3 separate regions of the Homo sapiens genome follow, and regions 1 and 3 are each linked to region 2. Evidence: read pairs that join two places in POLR2A ChIA-PET (ENCODE). Cell type or tissue: GM12878. All regions are shown on one strand.

Region 1 (4,000 bases), 62 kb after region 2:
TCAGTGGAATATCCTTGACAACACTGGGGCAGATGCAAATAAGCAGGTTTGTTTCAAAACTGTCCATCCTATAATTTGATTTGATTTGCAGATCTTTTAGGCAGGTGCTCTCAAACGTGGATGCCTGGGGCAGTCCTAGCCAGAGGGCTCATGAGCAGGGGACAGCAGCCAATAGATCTGGGTTGGTTCAGATCATTTGGTCGTTCCTGCTTTGAAAAGTGGCTGGTCTCCAGGAGTCAAAACCTTGTTCTCCTGACAATGTGCCTTTGCACTTTTAACAAACACACCAGAATGTCTACTTCCAAATAAATATTCTTATCTAAATTGTTTCCTTGTGAGGTTGTATTACCATAGCTTAAAATGTCTTGGGAATTCCTCGTTTGAGATTGCCTTTATCTAAGCTACATCTCTTTTTTCTGAGTATTTTCAATCAGTGAATTTATTCTCCATCCTCTGAAGAAGAGCTTAATTTTAGAAAGCAGCCAAAAATATCTTTCAGAACCAAACCTGGTGATTAAGGTGGTAGTCTAACCTAGGTAAGACATTTTATTTTTTAAGTAGAAAGGTCACTTGTAAGGTACATGTGTATCTGTCTTGCTACTCACTGTACTCTGTGCCTGACATACAGACACTCAGTGTGTTCTTGTTGAATGATGAACAGAGCCTGGCTCTACTGGGACCCATAAACTGGCTCCAAAGGCAACTCCGAAGAGGTTTTTGAGCAACGCCAGCCTATTTGGCAATAATAATTTTTAGCCTGTATGTTGATTAGAAGTCAGTCCCTTTCCTTTATAAGTATTCTACATCTATACCTTATGCATTTGATCAAGGAGAAACTGTGGTAGTTCCTTGTACCTTACTGAGGCTAATGCTGGACTTAGTCTTCTAAAGCAAGCACTAATCAGTGACATTGGACAAATCCAGGCATTTTTGGAATTATTTTGCATGCCAACCCAAACCACAGAACATCTGAGCATGTGGTGGGTTAACAAGGACAATGCCTGAAACCCAACTCACTTTTTCACACAATGATTTCAAGATGCTGACATTTGAGGTGTACAGAGTTAAGCAGCTCATAGGCAGGGCAGCAAGCACTGGCTTGAGTGTCAGGACACCCGGGCTATTCCAGCTCTGCTGCTAACTAGCTGTGTCTGCTTGGGAAAAACGTGTCTTACACACTCCCATCTGTACAAACACACCCTTAGTCTTTATTTACGTACCTATACAATGATCTAGCACCATTAAAATCATCATTCTAAACTGAAAAAAGGCAGACAACAGTAGACACCCCACCGGCAAGGTCTGCCCAAGTACTGGGGAGATTTTTGGTGCTGCAAAAACCAGTTTGAGGCCGGGCTCCGTGGCTCACACCTGTAATCCCAGCACTTTGGGAGGCCGAGGCGGGTGGATTGCTTAAGGTCAGGAGTATGAGACCAGCCTGACCGACGTGGTGAAACCCTGTCTCTACTAAAACTACAAAATTAGCCGGGTGTTGTGGCGCATGCCTGTAATCCCAGCTACTCTGGAGGCTGAGGTGGGAGAATCACTTGAACCTGGGAGGAGGAGATTGCAGTGAGCTGAGATCGCACCACTGCACTCCAGCCTGGGTGAGAAAGCGAGACTCCATCTCAAAAAAAAAAAAGCCAACAACAACCACCACCACCACAAAAAAAACCCAGTTTGAGCAGAGAGAAAGTCTCTGCTCTGAAGGAGAAAAAAAGCCAAAGATGAAGCTCACTGCTGCTGGCACTGAAACTGAAGGGAACACGCAGGTCATCTGAGGTCAAGTTCAGGGCATGCAGCCAGCCACCAGGCAGGAAGGAAGCAGAGTGAATGCCTGCCTGCTCTCCCAGCCCTCCACCTTCTGAGCAGAAGTCCCACACCGGTCCCCTTTGCTGGGTCTCCCAAGGGACCTCAGAGACTCCTTCCAGACCCGGGCATTTGGGCTCTGGCCTCAAAGATACAGCCTACGTAGAAATGCTGAAAGAAACAGATAAGACAACAGTGTGAGCAATGGAGGCTTGGCTGGCCTGGCTTGTCTTTGCCAAGCACTCTATTTAAAACATTTGAGCATTTCTTGCCTGCTATTGCCCTCTACTCTAGCCTTGCGGTCTCCCTGCCCAACCCCACCCCCTCACAGGCTCTTTTCTTAGCTCCCTGCCTTTGCTTATGGTGTTTACTCCAAATCACCCTCAACCCAGTCTTGCTCTAAAAATCCTACTTCACTTAATGCCCAGCTAGAATGCCATGTAATCCAGGAAGCTCCTTAGCTGGAAGCAGCACTCATTTTGGTCCACAGTGGTATCACGCTTAGGGGCATGAGGTCTGATCCCACAAGGACCTCGACGCACCCCACCCTTCACCATCACATCCTGTGTGTTCCTTCCTTTGCCCATGCTGCTCCCCTGCTTGGACCGTCCTTCCCACCCTACCTGCCCGAATGGTCCTCACCTCACCCTTCAAGGCTCAGCTCAGCTGTACTTTGTGAAGCACTCACCAGCTCTTTCTTTCTCTCCACTCACATGCACCTACCAGTTCCATTTACTGAGTGGCTACTCTGCCCAGAAGTTTGTCTACAATATTTCTAATTCTTGGTACCACTTGAAAAATAGTTGCAAAATTAGTTTCATTTTCAGATTTAAGGAAAACAGAAGCTCAGAGAGGCAAGTTGTCCAAGTTGCGCTGCTGGTGAGTGGCCCAGCCAGGATTTGGAACCAGATTTGTGTGATGTCTAAACCCAAGTCCTCCATGTACTCCATGCTGCTTATTCATTCATAAGGTGGATATTTTAAGCAGGAGACTGTCAGGACCTTAAAGATGGTCTTCCTTGCTTTCAAAGCAAGGGACCTAAAATATAGAGATGTTCAGTGACTTGCCCAGGGTGATACAGTTTCTCCCAATCCCCTTCTCTGATTCCTCCCATGTGCCAGCGCTGGTGGCCAGGGAACTATCTATCACTGCAGAGGCTGTCCAGTACCAGGTAACGTTTGTCCGGGGTCCCCAGTCGTAAGCCATGGGGCACACACCTGCACTGCAAGCAGGGCCCCAAATTAGGCAAGAGAGAATGTTGCAACAAGCTCAGAGCCACAGGATATATTAGCACAATTGTATACAATGATAAAATCCTAAACAGTGGCTTCAAAGTTTATAGCTTTCTGGCCAGGCATGGTGGTGGCACATGCCTGTAATCCCAGCTACTCGGGAGGCTGAGGCAGTAGAATAGCTTGAAACCAGGAGGTGTAGGTTGCAGTGAGCTGAGATTGCACCACTGCACTCCAGCCTCGGTGACAGAGCAAGGTTCTGTCTCAAAAAAAACAAAACAAAAGTAGTTTACAGCTTTCTCATGTAGAAGTCTGAGGAGAGAGTCCAGGGCTAAAGTTGCAGTTCTGTGAAGTCAGGGCCTGAGGCTTCTTCTGTCTTTTGCAATTCTCTCTTTATGAGGCACTTCATGATTCAAAGTGGCCTCCAGGATCATGGGGGAGGGGGTGGCTCTGAGGGCAGAATCAAAGGGCTCATCATCATCATCTATTTCTACCATCCGTTCTAAGGATCTTACAGTCACGTAATCTAGTCCAGAGTCAGAGAGGCTGCTCAGAGCCCACCTGCAGCTGGCCTGGGTCTTAGCGAGTACGTAGCTAAGTATGTTAGCAAGTATGTTGCTCGCAGCATGGAGGGGTAAGGGTGTGGGAGGTGTTTCATTGCTTAGTGCAAGGGGTCTTTCTCAGGCTCAGCCTGCGTCCCTTTTTCTTCTTTCTTCCTGCTTTCCATTTGTCCAGTATCTATTGAATTACCCACTCCCATGTGCCAGGCACTGGAGATACAAAGTGGGATAAGACATAAGCCATGCTCTAATAAAGAGACAAAGAGATGATTTTAGACCAGGCATGGTGGCTCACACCTGTAATCCTAGCACTTTGGGAGGCTGAGGCGAGTGGATCACCTGAGGTCAGGAGTTTGAGACCAGCCTGGCCAACATGGCAAAACCCCATCTCTACTAAAA
Region 2 (4,000 bases):
ACAAATACTTTGAAAAGGTTTGTGGTGCTACCTTTTAATGTCAAACATGCACATCTCCTACAGCCCAGCAATCCGACTCCTAGGAAAGCTTTGTACACATGCATCAGGAGACATGTACAGAAATTTTCATGGCAGCATTACTCATAAAAATCACATCATGGAAGTATTTCTAAAGGAGCATAAACTACAGAATGGACAATGGAATATTATAGAGCAGTGTCAATGAATGAGCCACAGGAACATCAATGAATCCCAGAATCTACAACAGGGTTTTTTTTTTTTTTTTTTTAATCAATGCTCGAGGACTACATATGTCCTACTGAGTCTACAAACCTCAAACAAGCAAGCAAAATTAAATGTATTGTACAGAAATGCAAACTTATATAATGAAGACTTTAAAAAGCAAGGGAATGATAACAAAATTCAAGGTAATGGTTACCTCTGGAGGTGAAGAAGGGAGATAGGGCTGGGGGAAAACACCCAGGTAATTTCAATGATGTTGGCAATATTCCAGCTAACTTGGGGAACTGGCATGTGTTTATTATTATGCTTTATCTGTTTAACATATATAAAATACTAGGGTCAAGTATGGTTCAAGTAATACATAAAAAAAAAAACTATAATACAGCCATACCTTGTTTTATTGTGCTTCATTCTATTGTGTTTCACAGATACTGGGGGTGGTTTGTTGTTTTTTTTTTTTAATGACGAATTTAAGGTTTGTGGCAACCTCACATTGGGCAAGTCTCTTTTTCTTTTTTTTTCTCTGAGACAGAGTGTTGCTCTTGTTGCCCTGACTAAAGTGCAATGGCACGATCTCGGCTCACTGCAACCTCCGCCTCCTGGGTTCAAGCGATTCTCCTGCCTCAGCCTCCCAAGTAGCTAGGATTACAGGTGCCCACCACTATCCCTGGCTAATTTTTGTGTTTTTAGTAGAGATGGGATTTGGCCATGTTGGCCAGGCTGGTCTCGAATTCCTGACCTCAGGTGATCCGCCCGCCTCAGCCTCCCAAAGTGCTGGGATTACAGGAGTGAGCCACCGTGCCCAGCCACATTGGGCAAATCTTACTGGTGTCATTTTCAATAGCATGTGCTTACTTTGTTAGCATTTTTTGGCAAAAATGTATTTTAAAATTAAGGTATGTACACATTTTTTTAGCCATAATACTATCACACACTTGCTAGACTACAATATAATGTAAACACAACTTTTACATGCACTGGGAAACCAAAAAGTTCACGTGACCAGCTGTACTGCCATATTCACTTTATTGCAGTGGTTTAGAGCTGGACCTGCAGTATCTCCAACGTATGCCTGTTTATAATATTTAATCAGTAGATGTACACAACTGCTTAAAATGATATGGAATAAGAACATAAAACTAAATGTATTAAATGAAAAAGTGAAACTTGAGAATGTACTTATTAAATGAATGCTTTCAGAAGGTTTTTATGATGGGGGAAGTACATAATATTTGAAATGGGGGAAAAAATAGGATTCAAAATATTGCCCAATTTAACAGTTCAATTCAATCACAACGCATGCCTGTGTAAACACACAAAACAGCAAGGGGAATCATACAGAAATGTTAACAGTGCTTATCCTCTGCGTGATAGAGGATGAGTAACTTTCTCGTTTATAGTTTCCAAAATTTATCATAGGTATTTTCATTTTTATTTAGGGGAAAAAGATTTAAGAATAGAACACCTATAAAACACCTGAAACTGCAAACTACACATGTCTGTGAACGAGACGAGAAGGGAGCAGTCAGGGAAAATTTCTGGGTATTTTTTGTGCTATTTCTGTTGCTAGAGAGCTGTACGCAGTTATAACACAGAGGCAGATCACACATAATGCAGAAAGAAAATGAAGAAAATTTCTAAGAGATGAGACGCACTGGAAGGTGAAGATAAGCCTAGTTGAGATGGGGTGCCAAGCCTGAAACTCCCACCCATTAAAAGTTCTATGTAACTAACTTGCTGTTCTCGGACCAGAACTCCAAAATATAGCCCTGCAACTCTAACCTATGCAAAGTTATCGCCTGGGCAGCACACGCTCCCCTGCAGCAGGTGGGGGTGAAGGGGGAGCACAGCTGCTGGCTGCTCTGCAGGCTCCCCATGCCCCACCCCTAGCCTCTTGATCTGCGGCCCAGAGCAGGATCCAGCTCTCCTGACGGAAGCCCCTGCCTCAAGCAGCCGGTGGACAGAGGCCAGCCGGGAGGAAATCGAGCCTAACCACATCTGAGGCCTGGCAAAAAGCAGCAGCAGCTGCTCTGAAGCTGCCAGCACACAAGAACCAGGTCATGACGCGGAGGCAGCTCCTCAGCCAGACCCAGCAAGGGCCTCAACTCCCCTAACACACACACACACACACACACACACACACACACACACACACACACACACACACACAGAGACACACCCCTCTTGCAGCCGCTGGGGCCATCGCCCAAGCCCCATGGTGCACGTCCCATGGCCAGAAAAGCCCCCATCAGTTCCCAGCGAGGCAGGGCATTCTCACAACTCCTCCCACCCAACAGCACAGATCTACTCCTCATCACCCACACCTCCTACCCCAAAAGTCTAATAGGCTAAAGAAACAGAAAGCATGCATTGCTAACACCACAGTCCCCCGCAGAGCCAGTCCTTCACTAAAGGCTCCATGTACTTTCCCTAAAGAAGCCCCCAATCCCTCAAAACCCACTGACAGCTCAGGTGTGTCAAAGGGGCCAGGTTTAGAGAAGGAGGACAGCAGCCCACAGTTTTGAGTGCTGAGTGCAAACTTTAAATAAGCACCTTTACGTTTAAATGTAACCTTTCTATTCTTCCAACAATTCCACATCCATTTTAGTAGATGAGGTACAGAGAGGATAACTAACATACTCCAAAGCTCAGAATTGGTGAGTGGCAAAGTAGAATCCAACATCAGAGTCAATAGTGGATGCCCATGGCCTCCCAGGTACCAAGGTTCTAATCATTCTTTTGGAGAATGAGCTCCCACATGTGCCTCAATAAATATTCATGGATTTCAGCTTTTCACAGGAATCCCTGTGTGTTTGCCCCCACTCAATCCTTTCTGAAGGACTTAAGACCTAAGTTTTTCATTCAAAGAAATAAATCTTTAAGTGACCACCCAAAAATCTAGAGGAAAATTAATTTTTGGCAGAGGGTATCCACCTACCAGCCACAAGATCAACTTCACAGAGTAGGCTAGGAAATGCCATTTAGGGAAGCCTGCTGCTGTCCAGAAGGCAGGAAATTGGGGAGCACAAATTAATCCTCTTTATCCTAAACTTCAACTCCTGGAAAAGTCACACAACTCATCTTAGTGTGTAAAGCTTCATTATCCACAGTCACTACTCGTTTATTAGCCCAGATAACTGAAAGATGCCAGTAATCTGGGTTTGCACATGTTCATCTGAAAGGCCTGGGTGCAATGCTGGAGAAACAGAACAGGAACCTAGGCATTTGCGCAACCATTATCTGTTTCTGAGAGTCGGGGTGATGAGGAAGGCCACGGGGGTCCCTCGTCTCTCTGGCCTGTCTGTGGCAGCAGATCACCCACTCACCTGCCCACCCTGGGTTTCCGTGACCCTGCCGGTTACTGGTCCTCCTCCATTCTCCTTTTCCTCCTCCGTCCCCTCAACAGAGCTGTTCTCCACTCTCCTGCCCTCACTGCTCTCCATCGCCCCATGCTCCCCTCAGAAGCCTCCCCTCCAATCAAGGCCCCACCGCTCAGCCTGCACCAACAGCCCCAAAGTTTCCTTTTTCCTTGACTGCTTTCCAGCTACCAGACACACTTCCACTTGAATGCAACTTAAGCCCATCACATTTACAACTTAACTCAGCGCCTGCATCCTTTTCCTCAGCAACTCCCCCCCGGACATCCCTTTACAAAAAAAAATCACGTTAAGATCCATTCCCCTGGGCATCCTGGCTAAACCCTTCCATCCCCTCTGATGTCCTCTTGATGTTTCCATATGCAAGCAAACCCTAGTCC
Region 3 (4,000 bases), 210 kb after region 2:
AAAGAAAAGAAAAGAAAAGAAAAAAGAAAAACTGAGTTCCAGTTGTTTTAAGTCTTCCGTGGATGAAGGTTTAGAGCCATTAGAAGGAAAAAATTCTTTAAAAGATGAGCAATATTCTCAAGGGGAGGCTAGGTGAGCTCCATGCATTGAGACACTAAAACAGCCTATCTTGAACATTGCTTGGGAATGGAGGGGCTATGAAAGCAGAAATGGAGTGTGTACTAAAAACAAATTGTTCACATTGTTAAAATTTTTGCTATGAGTCCATTGGGAATATAAAATGACAAATAGGTTTGAAAAGTACTTGGGAAGAAAAAGATATAGAATGAGCTGATTCAAATAAAGGGAAATGTAGCAAATGCACTGGGATCTTTTAAGTTTGTGCATTATGAATGCATGCATATATGTTCCTTTTCAGCTGGAGTTGGAATTACCCAGTGAAGTTGTTCTTAAGAAGGCTACTGTAAAACCAGTAACATGAAGGTGAATCTGTGGTTTGGAGCTCCCCCTACAGTTTGTTTGAAGACTGGTCTCTCTCATCTCCAAGAAAAATGACCACTTTGGAAAATGAGTTCTTACGCATGCTTGGAAATATTTTTAATGTGTATATATTGTTTAAATTTATGTTTAAATGTGTACATGAGGAATCCGTTTTATGTTAGACATATTTTTTTCGTTTGTTACCTGCTTGCTAGCTGTGGACTGTATAATTTATTTTCCAATAAGTCAAAGTCTTTGTTTTAGGTCAGAGTGCCATTTTCAAGGTTGCGAATTTCAACAAGAGTTAAATGACACGTGAAACTTTATGGCTATTTGAGAATTGGACATTTTGAATGAGAGATTTTATCATTTTATATTTTGTTTACGTATTTCTTTTCAAATATAGGGCCTGAATTATGACCAAGCACTATAACTTTTAATGAGGGATAAAGAATTGCATGCCACTATGTGTGTACTCTGAAAAATACTCATTTAGTTAGTCATTTGACAAATACTGATTATCATCTATGTGCCCGACACTGTTTAAGGCATTAGGCACATATCAATGAACAAAGCAGACAAAAATTTCCCTGCCCTTGGGGATCTTGTAGTTTAGTGATGGATGGAGGAGTAGTGGATTATAAAAATTATCATGATAAAGAAGTCAATTACATAGTGTATTAAAAGGTTCAAAGTACTGTGAAAGCAATGGGCCCTGGCACAGGAAATCAGATTGAAGGAAGGGAGAAGCAGTGAGGCAACTGCAATTCCAAATAGTGTGGTCAAGGAAACTCCCATTGAAAAGATTTGAGAAAAGACTTGGAGGTAAGAAGAGCTTTCCAGGCAGGGAATAGCAAGTACAGAGGCCTTCAATCAGGAGCTTGCTGGTGCATTCAAGGCACAGTAAAGGGGCTCAGCGTGCCTGGAGTGGAGTGAAGGGGAGTGTAGCTGTAAATCATATAGGGCAAGAGTCAGCAAACCAGTGCAGCCTGTTTTTGTAAATAAAGTTTTATTGGAACATGGCCATGCTCATTTGTTTATGTATTTTCTGTGGCTGCTTTCATGCTACAACCAGAAAGTGGAGTTGTTGAGACGGAGATGATCTATCCCACAAAGACTAACATATTTAACTGTCTGAGTCTTTATAGAAAATATTTTCTGACCCCTGCTGTAGGTAAGATTTCACAGGCCACTGTAACAATGTTGACTTTGACTCTGAGAGAAATGAGAAGCTATGGGAAGGACTGAACAAAAGAGTGATCTGATTTGTGTTTTGTGATTTGTGTTTTGAAAGGATCATTATGGCTGCCATGTTGACAAATTTTAGGGAAAAGGCTGGGAACAGGAAAACCAATTAGGACTGTGGTTCAAAAGGTGTACCAGCCAGGCACAGTGGCTCATGCCTACAATCCCAGTGCTTTGGGAGGCTGAGGTGGAAGGATCTCTAGAGGCCAGAGTCTGAGATTGCAGCAGTGAGCTATGATCACACCACTACACTCTAGCCTGGGTGACAGAGTGAGACCCTGTCTTAAAAAAAAAAAAAGTGCACCAATGTGCTCCCAAGACACTACAGCAGATTCATCTGGGTGCAGCTGGGTATTTTAAATTCGTGAAGGATTCATAGCAATACCCAACATCTGTTAGATATTGCATGAGCTTCTAGCTAGTAGGTATAGTTCACAGTTTCAACATCAGGTCATGCCACATTACTTTCAATGATACTGTATCTTTGTGAAGCTGGGTTTTTGGCAAGTGCCCTATGCAAATCAGTGTGGAACAGGAAGTGATGCTGGTAATATCCAACTTGATTCTAAGGTTTGAGATGTACAGTACCCAACTGGCATACATATCCCATTAGCAAGTGATTGTGGCTAAGAGTAAGGTTTTCTTCTAACTTAATTATATTATTTTTCAGATGGCACCTTACTTGTTACAATACTCTAATGAGCATTGTATTAGTTTCTAGTCGCTGCTCTAACAAATCACTACAAATGACTTCAAAGGTTTCTGCCCCAAGCAACTGAAAAATGGCATTACCATGAACTGAGATAAAGAAAACTGTGTATGAACCAGGTTTTTTTTTTTGTGGGGGTAGGAGGGCAGATGAGAGATTCAATTTTATACACGTTTAGGAAAGAAGATACAAAGAGAAGGAAACGATGCACATTCTGACCAGGGCCTTTCTCCAGATTGTCCACCCATGAGCCCTTTAGGCTGTTGTGTTTTGACTTCTCACTCAAAACATGGACTGAGCAAGTACAGAGTTGCCATGTTAGAGAGAGGAGACTCAGCAAGCCTTGTCTGACTCAGAGTCTTAACTAGTTTGGGGCAAATGGAGCTCTGTTTAAGGGAACAGAGAACTACAGGGTTCCCATGTTTAAAATAATTATGTCAAAAGATTGAGCAGGATTTTAGAAAGATGGAGGCAGCAGTGTAGTTTTGAATCTCCTCAAATCCTCTCATGGAAATAGATCAAACCAAACAAAAAACCCATAAGTAGCCTTTATCACAAAACTAGAGGACGGTTTTCCCTATGAACCCCAAAACAAGAGGGTGGGGCAAACCATCACCAATGGGCACCAGACTTGCCTGGTATGGCACCCACACAAGAGGGAGTGGTAGACAGTATGCCTTCAAACTGCCAGCAGAGAAGTTCACTGGAAAGTACCATGGGCCAATGTGAGAACAGCAGCTGAAACTGAGGGGTTTTGCCCAGTCACAAAGTGAGTAAGTACAAGGGACCTGTGATAGACTCTGAAGCACTGAAGCAGTCTAGTCCCTTCCCACTCTTGAGCCCGAGCAGCCAGAGCTCCTTTCCAGGATGTGGCCCTGGAAACACAGAGGAAAAACTACTGGGAGGAACAACGGATACAAAGATAAAAATCAGGGAGGGAAACAGAGCTAGGAAATGTCAAAAAGCAAACCACCATGTCATTTGACACTACATTTTTAAAAAAGAGAAGTTTGGGGAAGTTTTAGAAAAGTTATCCTTAACACCTCCTTTTCAAAGTGCAGAAAAACCAATTTCACCTAAAAATGAATAACAGAAAAGGATCGTAGTCAAATCCCATACAAAGGTATTATAAGAAAAAAGAGAATAAGCAGCAGAATAGCATCCTGTCAGACAACAAAAGCAAGTCAGAAAAGACAGCCCCGCCAGCTGATCCAAAGAGTAATCTGCTATTTCAAAACTAGCTAAAAGACATTAGGAAAAAACGATGCAAAAGATGAAAGGACCATGGGGGGCAGGATGGGAAGTTACTGAATGAGTACTGTACAGAGTTTTTGTTTGGGATGATGAAAAAGTTCTGGAGATGGATAGTGGTAATGGTGGAACAACAGTATGAATCTACTTAATGCCACTGAATTGTACACTTAAAATGGTTAAAATGGTAAATTTTACATTATGTGTATTTTACTGCAATAAAAAGGGTGAGAAAACAATATAAATCAAAATTAGGTGAGATGGTAGAACTCAGAACAGGATTAAAAACAAAAGAAAAACTTCAGAAATGAAGAC

The links. Peaks named below come from ENCODE experiments on the same cell type or tissue, not always from the same donor. Only the 100,000 strongest peaks of a DNase experiment are listed, where the experiment ranks them.
Region 1: POLR2A ChIA-PET joins it to region 2 with 8 read pairs; 12 of 35 experiments call an interaction of 5 or more read pairs at or near these places.
Region 3: POLR2A ChIA-PET joins it to region 2 with 5 read pairs; 6 of 35 experiments call an interaction of 5 or more read pairs at or near these places.

What each region holds. Positions count from the first base shown.
Region 1 is chr2:73,968,986-73,972,985 of GRCh38, reverse strand. All of the region lies in intron 1 of DGUOK-AS1 (DGUOK antisense RNA 1), which reads left to right. Among named protein-coding and RNA genes, the nearest start is that of DGUOK-AS1, 10 kb to the left of the region's middle. RefSeq lists an enhancer at 1,775-1,944. In GM12878, no CTCF peak of the experiment used is centred here; a DNase peak (open chromatin) is centred at 1,765; H3K4me3 peaks cover 2,618 bases; H3K27ac peaks cover 2,916 bases.
Region 2 is chr2:74,030,865-74,034,864 of GRCh38, reverse strand. All of the region lies in intron 3 of TET3 (tet methylcytosine dioxygenase 3), which reads right to left. Among named protein-coding and RNA genes, the nearest start is that of TET3, 48 kb to the right of the region's middle. RefSeq lists a silencer at 1,978-2,123 and enhancers at 2,188-2,357, 2,428-2,527, 3,100-3,599, 3,600-4,000. In GM12878, no CTCF peak of the experiment used is centred here; DNase peaks (open chromatin) are centred at 1,864, 2,234 and 2,334; H3K4me3 peaks cover 2,828 bases; H3K27ac peaks cover 3,390 bases.
Region 3 is chr2:73,820,639-73,824,638 of GRCh38, reverse strand. It overlaps LOC105374807 (a long non-coding RNA gene), which reads left to right. Exons shown (of 3, transcript XR_940246.3): 3 at 419-1,502. Among named protein-coding and RNA genes, the nearest start is that of STAMBP, 6.3 kb to the left of the region's middle. In GM12878, a CTCF peak has its summit at 509 (motif pointing left); DNase peaks (open chromatin) are centred at 504, 2,208 and 3,138; H3K27ac peaks cover 2,537 bases.